Linked DNA regions of Homo sapiens: region 1 is linked to region 2. A link is an interaction called in ENCODE POLR2A ChIA-PET data of the cell type or tissue named here. Cell type or tissue: PC-9. All regions are shown on one strand. Links, peaks and the distances in the headings refer to the core of each region. The heading gives the core; the rest is flanking DNA. Region 1 has its middle 41 kb from the start of RAI14-DT. Region 2 overlaps RAI14 (retinoic acid induced 14).

Region 1 (5,386 bases), core at 267-5,266, 60 kb after region 2:
GAAAAGTATCTGTGAGAATCAGATTAAGTATGAGTTAAGTCATATTCCAAGGTTACGTCTGAAGCCTTCTGGTGTAGTGTAGTTTGAAACATAAAACAGCACTTGAAATAAATGAGCTACAACTATGAGCAGCAATCTTTTCCCTAGCCTATGGTTTCTTATAATGATACTTAACAGGAAGGTATTTTTAGGCTTGTTACATTTGCAGAACAAAAGATGGTCACATACCTTTGGCTGAAGAATACAAGGGATGTTATTTTCTTTTTTAAATAAACATTTTGTGCAGTGTACAATGTGAATCTAGATACAGGAAAGCAAACTATTTTCTTGTAGAAAAAAACCAGGCTATATATTTAGCACCTGCTCATTTCCCAGCATGTCCCAGCAGCTATTATTTAAGGTAATAGCTCATTAATACTTTTATGTATAGGCTTTAAAAAGAGACCATTTGCAAAGTTCTTAATTCATATTATTTTATCTTGTTCTCCTAATAATACTGTGAATATTGTTATCTTTGCTTACAACTGAGGAGACTGAGACACAGATCAATTAAGTGGCATGTCCCAGACCACTCACTGGCCCTTCAGAAACAAAGACCCACAATTACACTTTCAGGCTCTGCAGTGCCAGCAGCACAAGCTCTGCCACTCACCATGTGATCTTTTTGTTAGAATTTTCTGAAACATTTAAACTGGAACAAGAGAAAGTGCTAATTACATACTGCTTTTTTCATTTTTGTTTTATTTTTATTGATACATAATATTTGTACATATTTATGCAGTACATGTGATATTTTGTTCGCTGCATAAATGCATAATAAATGTTTGAGCTTTAATTGCCACCAGAGTCTTGGTAACCACCAGGCACAGTGGCTCATGCCTGTAGTCCCCACACTTTGGGAGGCCGAGGTGGGTGGATCGCTTGAGCTCAGGAGTTCGAGACCAGCCTGGGTGACATAATGAAACCCTGTCTCTACAAAAAATACGAAAATGAGCCAGGCTTGAATCACTTGAACCCAGGAGGTGGAGCTTGCTGTGAGCCCAAATCATGCCACTGCACTCCAGCCTGGGTGACAAAGCAAGACCCTCAAAAAATAAAATAAAATAAAATAAAATAAAATAAAACGTCTTAGTAACAAATTTCTAATTTGACTTGTTAACAAATTGGCCAAGATAATACTCCCATTGGATAGTAGGCTACTAAATAATGGGAAGTTTATTTCTTTTATTTCGAAGATGTGTGAGACCCACAACTGGCCATTCTAGTGGGGTAGAGGGCAGAAAAGAGCATGATTTGATAGTTGCAAAGTTTTCCTTTCCTCTGCCCTGGTCACCCAGCAGTCTCCCTCCCTCTCTCCCTTCCTCCCTTCCTCCTCTCCTCCCTCTGGGTACCAGGAGGATAAATGGACACAGACACACTCTGGAACAATGTGGCCATAATGGCATCATTATCCTGGGATGGTAGAAGATAAGTCCTGTCTACCTGACACTCGTCTTGGCCCCATTTCAACTGCCTCTCTTGATTAGGGTCACGAATAAACTAACTTGTTTGCATTTTATAGTTGAACATACTTGATAGGACATAAGAAGGAGGCTGGTGCCAGGGTGGCTTCATAGGCGTGCTACCTGCGCAGTAGAAAAAGCCCACATGCTCAGAAAGGCCTGCACCTGATTAATGCTCTGCTCTCATCATCTTGAAATTCTCAGTAAGTTTTGACAAAGGGGCCCACGTTTCCATTTAACACCTGATCCCTTAAAATTATGTGGCTGGTCCCACTTGGTGGCTTAACGTATCAGCTTCAGAGACAGTGATCCCGCCAAGTCAGAATGCTACCAGATTCTAGGTTTCCCCAAAAAGCCTGGGGATAGGTGAATATGAGGCTAACAGATCCAAAAAAGCATGGGAGCAGGACCTAGTGGACTTAAAGCCTCATTGTGTGTGAGCAACAGAGGATGCTGTCCACCACCTGGCAGAGGGGTTCTCTCTTAGTTGAAGCCAGCGAGGCCTGATGCCCCACTCTAAATGCCAGGAAGATATGTCCTCAGGAATGCAAACTGTAGTTTCTTGATTGAGAGTGCTGCACAGGCAGACAGGAAACGGTCAATATCCAACAATCGATATCCAAACTTTGGGATTTTTTTGCCCTTTTATTTTAGAAAGCATTTTCATTTTAAAATTGTTAATCTTTTTACTCATTATAAATTACATTCAAGAAACACATTTCATTACTGATAAGCAGAAAAAAATTTAGAAATCACTCATGGTCCTACTCCCTAGAGATGATCACTGTTAATGTTTTAATGAACATATATATTTATATACACATATATGAAGAGTCATGCATTACCTAATGATGGGGATACATTCTAAGAAATGTGCCATTAGGTGATTTCATCTTTGTGCGAACATCACAGAGTGTACTTACTCATGCCTAGATGGTACAGTTGACTAAACACCCAGACTATATGGTATAGCCTATTGCTCCCAGGCTACAAAGCTGTACAGCTGCTGCTGTACTGAAGGCAATGGTAACACAGTGGTAAGTACTTGTATATCTAAACATAGAAAAGGCACAGTAAAAATACAGTATAAAAGATAAACAATGAAGCTGGGTGCAGTGTTTCACACCTGTAGTTTCAGCCTTTTTGGAGGCTGAGGTGGGAGGATTGCTTGAACCCAGGAGTTTGAGACCAGTCTGGGCAACATAGGGAGAACTTGTCTCTAAAAAAAAAAAAAAAAAAAAATTAGCCAGGCATGGTGGTACATGCCTGTGTTTCTGCCTACTTGGGAGGCTGAGGTGGAAGGATCTCTTGAGCCCAGGAGGTTGAGGCTACAGTGAGCTGTGATTGCACCACTGCACTCCAATCTGGCCAACAGAGTAGAGACCTTGTCTCAAAAACAAAACAAAAACAAAAACAAACAAACAACACAAAATCCAAAAATTAAAAATGGTACACTTGTAGGTGACACTTACCATGAATGGAGCTTGCAGGACTGGAAGTTGCTCTGGGTGAGTGAGTGAGTGAGTGAGTGAATGAGAAGTGAGTGAATGGGAAGGCCTAGGACATTACTAAACACTACTGTAGACTTTATAAACACTGTACACTTAGGCTACACTAAAGTTTATTAAAAATAGTTTCTTTCCTGGCCGGGTGCAGTGGCTCACGCCTGTAATCCCAGCACTTTGGGAGGCTGAGGCGGGTGATAACTTGAGGTAAGGAGTTTGAGACCAGTGTGGCTAACATTGTGAAACCTCGTCTCTACTAAAAATACAAAGATTAGCCAGGTGTATTGGTGGGTGCCTGTAATCCCAGCTACTTGGGAGGCTGAGGCAGGAGAGTCACTTGAACCCGGGAGGCAGAGGTTGCAGTGAGCTGAGATCATGCCACTGAACTCCAGCCTGGGTGACAGAGCAAGACTGTCTCAAAAAAACAAAAACAAGAACACAAAAACGAAAACAAAAACACACATCGCACAGCTGTACAGAAATATTTTCTTTTGTTATATCCATGTTCTATAAGCTTTCTTCTATTTGAAAATTTTATTTTTTACTTTTCAAACTTTTTTTTTTGTTAAAAGGTAAAACACAAACACCCACATTAGCCTACACCTACACAGGGGTCAGGATCATCGATATGACTGTCTTCCACCTCCACATCTTGCCCCACTGGAAGGTCTTCGGGCCAGTAACACGCATGGAGCTGCCATCTCCTCTGATAACAATGCCTTCTTCTGGAACACTCCTGAAAGACCTGCTTGAGGCAGTTTCACAGTTAACTTAAAAAAAAAATAGAAGCAGTACACTCTAAAATAATGATTAGGCCATGTGTGGTGGCTCACGCCTGTAATCCCAGCACTTTGGGAGGCCGAGGCGGAAGGATCACTTGAGGTCAGGAATTCAAGACCAGCCTGGCCAACATGGTGAAACCCTGTCTCTACTAAAAATATAAAATTAGCTGGGCATGGTGGTGGGCGCCTGTAATCTGAACTACTCAGAAAGCTGAGGCAGAAGAATCGCTTGAACCTGGGAGGCTGAGTTTGCAGTGAGCCAAGATCCCATCAATGCACTCCAACTTGGGTAACAGAGTGAAACTCCATCTCAAAAACAAATAAATAAATACATAAAATAATAAAATAATGATTAAAAGTGTAGAATAGGCTGGGCACGGTGACTCTTGCCTGTAATCCCAGCACTTTGGGAGGCTGAGGTGGGCGGATCATGAGGTCAGGAGATCAAGACCATCCTGGCTAACATGCTGAAACTCCGTCTCCACTAAAAATACAAAAAAATTAGCCGGGCATGGTGGCGGGTGCCTGTAGTCCCAGCTACTCGGGAGGCTGAGGCAGGAGAATGGCGTGAACCCGGGAGACGGAGCTTGCGGTGAGCCGAGATCGCAACGCTGCACTGCAGCCTGGGCGACAGAGCGAGACTCCGTCTCAAAAAAAAAAAAAAAAAAAAAGTGTAGAATAGTAAATACATAAACTGTAACATAGTAGTTTATCATCAAGTATTATGTGCTGTACACAATTGTATGTGTTAGACTTTTATAGAACTGGCAGCACAGTGGGTTCGTACCAGCATTGCCACAAACACATGAGTAATGCTTTGTGCTAGGACATTATCATGATTGCAACGCCACTAGGTGATAGGAATTTGCAGCCCCAGTTTAATCTTACGGGACTATCATCATATATGAGGTCCATAGTTGGCAGAAACATCATTATGCAGCATATGACTATACCTTAGAGAAAAACAAAACAAGATTATGATCTATTTCACTCTATATGGTATCACAAAGTTGCTGCTTCTTTCATTTAGGATTTTGAGAACGTGGTCCCATGTCATTACATGTTCTATTACATCACGTACAGTCTGTCAGATAATTTTAATAAAGTTTATAGCTTACCGAACTAACTCGTATGGTTTGATATTTAGACTGATTATCATTTCTTGCTATTTTAAATGGTGCTGTGACGAACAGATGTGGAGCTACCTTCAAAATTATCCGTAACTATTGCTTTAGAATAATTTTCTAGAAGTGAATTTTCTGAGTAAAAGATAGGAATGTAGTGAGAGATACTTGTCCAGTGGCCTCACAGAAATCTTGAACCAATCTCCATCCCTGTCAGCAGCGTTTATGAGTTTGGGCAGCGTTCTTAGAATCTTATGGGGACTTGGTTTTGTGGGTGGATGAGAGGTTGCAATTGAAACCTAGAAGAGGCAATTTCCTGACTGTCATGGGAGTTTCTAGAACCCCAAGTGGTCAATAAAATGGGGTGCAAATGGATGTAGTTTTTTATAATTTGTAGTCTAGTCAACCGCTGTGGGGCGAAAATTATCCTAAAGGGATTACGACCAAGAAAGAGGTTGCCCAGAGGTTCTATT
Region 2 (5,386 bases), core at 132-5,131:
GCTGAGGCAAGAGGATCACTTGAGCCCAGGAGTTTGAGGCTACAGGGAGCTATGATTGTCACTACACTCCAGCCTGGGAGACAGAGTGAGACCCCATTTTAAAAAAAAAGAAACGGCCAGGTGTGGTGGCTCACGCCTGTAATCCCAGAACTTTGGAAGGGCAAGGCGGGTGCAGAAGTTCAAGACCAGCCTGGCCAACATGGCAAAACCTCGTCTCCTCTAAAAATACAAAAATGAGCCGGGTGTGGTGGTGCGCACCCATAATCCCAGCTACTGGGGAGGCTGAGGCAAAGAATCACTTGAAGCCAGGAGACAAAGGTTGCTGTGAGCTGAGATCGTGCCACTGCACTCCATCCTGCGTGACAGAGTGAAACTGTGTCTCAAAAAAAAAAAAAAAAAAAAATAGAAATGTCATAGATTTCATCCAGAGACAAGGAATATACTAACCTCACAATTATAACTTTCAGACAGGGGGATACAAAACAAAGCTGCTTTATGATTACTATCTTATAAATCTTATTTATTCAGCAAACCAGATACGTTATGAATGAATAAACAAGTAAACTTTCTTTTATGAATTAACAAAGGTACAGGTTTGTTAAAAGACTGCCCAGATAAAGTTAGGGGGGGAAAGACATAACAATAATGTCATCTTGGCAATGAATCCTTTCTAAAATACTTTAAAATCTCAGATTTTTTTCCAAGAAAATAAATGAGCACATTCTTTTTAAACCATAAATGTCATTTAGATACTGTATCATAATGATCACGTAGTAAAACTCTTTTGAGACCATTCATCTCCTATATTCACAACTTGCCTTTATCCAGGAGACGACATTTCTCTTGGAAACCAAATATATCATTCTCCTTTGAGAATAAAACCTGCCATCAACCAGGATTGATCTTAGTCTATGAATCAGCCAGAGCCAGCGGCACTGACTGACACAAAATTGGCTGTGGTTCTGGCAGCACTACTTTCTGGTCTGTCAAATCCACGACTCACATGCTCCAATAAGCCTACCAAAGAAAAGTCCCAAGGTTACCTCCTGCCCTAACTCCATTCAATTTAAAAAGCATGGCTTAATCAAAACAAGCTACCTCTGGAATATAAAAATCACTCTAGGACTAAGAAACTCCATGCAATTATCCCTTAAATCGAGGTTATTTTTAAGATGATCTCTAAAATGCTTGTCCTGTTCTGTGTTACTTATCTTTTGATGTTCATTACAATACCACCGTCTAAACACACCACCGTGTTCACCTCTGAAGAGAAAAACCACCTCACAGAGTGCCCAGCAACTGACCCCAAGTGACCGTGTATGGGTAAGCCCCTTCACATCTTCCTCCAAAGTCCATTCCTTAAGTTTCACCTATCTTGAAACCCAAAAGGGCCCATCAAGTTTAAACATAGAGATCCAATCCTCAAACATTATTGGTGAAAATGTAAAATGGTATAGTCATTGTGAAATGCAGTGTGACAATTTCTTACAAAGTTAAATGTACATTTACCACATGACTCAGCAATGCTATTCCCACCTACGAGAGAAATGAAAACATATGTCCACACAAAGACCGAATATTTATAGAAGTAGCATTTGTAATTGTGGAAAAAGTAAAACAGAAATGTTTGTCAACTAGGTAAATAATCTGTGGCAATTCCATATAATGGAATACTACCCAGCAATAAAAAGGAATAGCAAGCTGATCCATGGTGAAGCATGGATGAAGCTCAAACACATTTTGTTAAGTGAAAGTCAGACAGAAAAGACCACACATTATATGATTCCATTCCTTTTTTTTTTTCTTTTTTTTAAGAGACAGAGTCTTTCTCTGTTGCCCAGGCTGGAGTGTAGTGGCACCATCATAGCTCTCTGCAGCCTCAAACTCCTGGGCTCAAGTGATCCTCCCACCTCAGCCTCCTGAGTAGCTGGGACTACAGGTGTGCATCACCACACCCAACTAATTTTTGTATTTCTTGTAGAAACAGAGTCTCTGTGTTGCCCAGGCTGGTCTTGCACTGCTGGCCTCAAACGTTCCTCCGGCCTGTGCCTCCCAAAGTGCTGGGATTACAGGCATGAGCCACCACGCCTGGCCAGGATTCTATTTCTAAGACACATCCAGAAAAGGTAAATTTATAAAGACAAAAAGTAGATTGGTGGTTGTCCAGGGCTGGGAACGCTAACAGGAAGTAATTGCAAATGCCATAAAGGATCTTTCTGGGGTGAGGGAAATGTTCTAAAACTAGATGGTGGTGATGACAGTAAAATTCTGTTAATTTACTAAAAGTTGTTGAATTGTATACTAAAATTAGTGAATTTTACAGAAAGTAAGTTCTAACTCAGTGAAGTTGTTCTTAAAAAGATCCAGTGGCCTGGGCACGGGAGGCTCACGCCTATAATCCCAGCACTTTGGGAGGCAGGGGTGGGTGGATCACAAGGTCAAGAGATGGAGACCATCCTGGCCAACATGGTGAAACCCCATCTCTACTAAAAATACAAAAATTAGCTGGGTGTGGTGGTACATGCCTGTAGTCCCAGCTACTTGGGAAGCTGAGGCAGGAGAATCACTTGAACCCAGGAGGTGGAGGTTGCAGTGAGCTGAGATCACACCACTGGACTCAGGCCTGGTGACAAAGCGAGACTCAGTCTCAAAAAAAAAAAAAAAAAATCCAATGAAGTCTGAGCATGGTGGCTCATGCCTGTAATCCCAGCACTTTGGAAGCCCGAGATGGGCGGATCACCTGAAGTCAGGAGTTCAAGACCAGCCTGGTCAACATGGCGAAACCCCGTCTCCACTAAAAAATACAAAAATTAGCCAGGCATGGTAGCGGATGCCTGTAATCCTAGCTACTACTCGGGAGGCTGAAGCAGGAGAATCGCTTGAATCTGGGAGGCGGAGGTCGCAGTCAGGTGAGATCGCACCACTGTACTCCAGCCTGGGCAACGGAAGGAGATTCTGCCTCAAAAAAAAAAAAAAAACAAAAGATCCGATTCAAAAAGCAAAAGGGAGACCCATATACAAAGGAATTGGTTATGAAAAATATCTTTAGAGTGAGTAAGAGAACAGGTTCTATTCATGGCTATATTTAATCCCTGTTGTTAACCTAGAAAGAATGAATTGCCAGAAGTTGGCTTACTACATATTCATTGGTTCTTTGACTCAGTTTTGAAATAAGGAAACTTGGACTCTCACATTCTGGAATGTTGGAGACGTCATTTACAATGATCGCAGTGGTGTCACTTGGCTTGTGAATCTCTTTCCTTACCCAGGCATCCAGTGTCTTAATACTTTTCAGAATAAGGAATATATAAATATGTTAATGACATAGATTCTGTGAACTCTGATGCCCTAGAAGGGAGTGGAAGGAAAGTCCAGAAATTATTTCTGCTGTCCCAACTATCATATTTGGACATTACTCAAACACTGTGTATTCAAAAAAAGGATTTTTTTTTTGTCTGCAGTCCAACAGAGAGGGGGTGCTGGCTCACATGAAGGTAGGCCTCCCATTTCCTTGAGCAGAACGCTGTGGCCTGGTACTCCAGTAGTGGATCCATAAGTGGTCTGATCAACAGGGCACAGCCTTCCCTCCTACCCTCCCCACCCACTCCAACCAGGTCATTCTGGTAATAGCTACTCCCCTAGAGGTGGAAATGTCTCCTCATCAGGGCTATTCAGAGACTCTGGGGTTTTTAGAGTTGGGGGAGGGGAGGTAGACCTTCCTCTCTGGGTGAGAATTGGGAAACCAGGAGCCTGGTAGCTGCCCAAGACCCAGTTCTAGCTGGTTTGAGAGAGGGGACAGAGGCAGGGGTGGGAATGGGGTTGAGGGGTGCTGATTCCAGGGATCCCTGAGGCCCTGCTATAGCCACACTCTTTTGGCACAGGATGTGGGGTCACATAAGGCAAGGCACGCCCCTTCTAGCCTAAGCTATTTCAAGTTGGGTCTCTGACACTTGCCCTCGGGCACCAAAGTATTTGTCAGTACTCTTAGGTTGCAAGTGACAGAGACCCAACTCAGATGCCACAGTAAAAGAGGTGCCTAGATCTTCAACAGCACAATTGCAGGTTGCATTTCGGTCTGCTCAGCCCATTCCTGAAGTCAGCAGCTAAATTTACTTCACGAAGCTACAGAAGTGAAATATATAATAGGATGACCTACAATGTCCCCTTTGAATCTGCAGGTTAAGGAGGGCATGTTTATCATTCACTTGTTTGGCTATTCACTGCTTGTGGATCTGTCCTGCCCCATTGCCCTCACACAGCCTCACCTCATAAGTCCTCCATTCATTACCCTCCTCTAACATCAGTGCAGTCACTGAAGGAGACCTTGCTGGCAATTCAAGTGTGAGTCTTCTGGGCTATTTCCATTCTGAAAGTAAGTACTGCTCTTTGGGTCTCCTATAGAAACCAGGCCAACAATGAAAACAATCACAATTAACTATAAGTGAATAGCATTAAATGATTTTTAAACCCTCAAGAAATAAAAAGCCACTGTAACAGCTGGGTCTAAGAGGAAATGGTGCTTGGGGTCTGGAAATAGCATTGGACCCTATCTTCTCTGCTCTCCTGGGACTTGACTCCACAGAACTGAGGGAGTACAAAGGAGGGAAACAAGGAAGCTTGTTTCCCTTGAGTACAGGCTAAGGAGGAATAGGAAAAACAAAACCTTCAGGATAGGCAGAAACAATGTGAGAAGGACAGACGGTGGGGAAGTTTCCCTGGGGTATGGGGTGAGAAGGGGTGCTGGGGCTCAGCTGGACCAGTAGACCTCAATGCCTAATGATGAATAGCAGTTAATCCTTGAATAGTGGTGAAGGTATGATATGAAAACACACTGTCACCCTAATTTATTCTAAACAAGACACCTGGAAGAGATACCACCTAACCAAGGCATCACTCCCCAGGGGCCATGCCAGCCTGGATTTGCCACACTACAAATAGAAAAGCCCTTCAGATATTTTTCTGTCACAGAACACTGCAGGCTGTTCTATGCCTGGGCTATGGAGGCAGCTAGATCCTCCTGCCTGATAAAGACAAACTCCTGTTAACTAAATTTGAAACCCTAGACTTTCAATTTTCAACCACTTTCTGTGTGCAGGCATAAAAAGCAAACAGCACTAACATGAAGGATGGGGAATGCTTCCATTAACCAGTAAAGACTGAATATGCTCCCCCCCCACACCCCACACATATCCACAAACCTACATACCTTGCATCTAATGCAAGAGTTTTACACGGTAATAGCATTAAGGCTACTCAAGAACTTACAATTTATGAGAAAAGAAGCCTCTAATTTCTTACTCATGTCATATGCACTGAATCTTAACTAGAAGCCAAGTATACAGGTGATACAGAAATATGGACCATAGGACCCCAGCCTACAAAATCA

Evidence for each region. Peaks named below come from ENCODE experiments on the same cell type or tissue, not always from the same donor. Only the 100,000 strongest peaks of a DNase experiment are listed, where the experiment ranks them.
Region 1: POLR2A ChIA-PET joins it to region 2 with 19 read pairs; 3 of 35 experiments call an interaction of 5 or more read pairs at or near these places.

What each region holds. Positions count from the first base shown.
Region 1 is chr5:34,612,085-34,617,470 of GRCh38, reverse strand. No RefSeq gene overlaps it. Among named protein-coding and RNA genes, the nearest start is that of RAI14-DT, 41 kb to the left of the region's middle. In PC-9, for the core only: no CTCF peak of the experiment used is centred there; no DNase peak of the experiment used is centred there.
Region 2 is chr5:34,672,179-34,677,564 of GRCh38, reverse strand. All of the region lies in intron 1 of RAI14 (retinoic acid induced 14), which reads right to left. Among named protein-coding and RNA genes, the nearest start is that of RAI14, 19 kb to the right of the region's middle. In PC-9, for the core only: no CTCF peak of the experiment used is centred there; a DNase peak (open chromatin) is centred at 3,144; H3K27ac peaks cover 4,226 bases.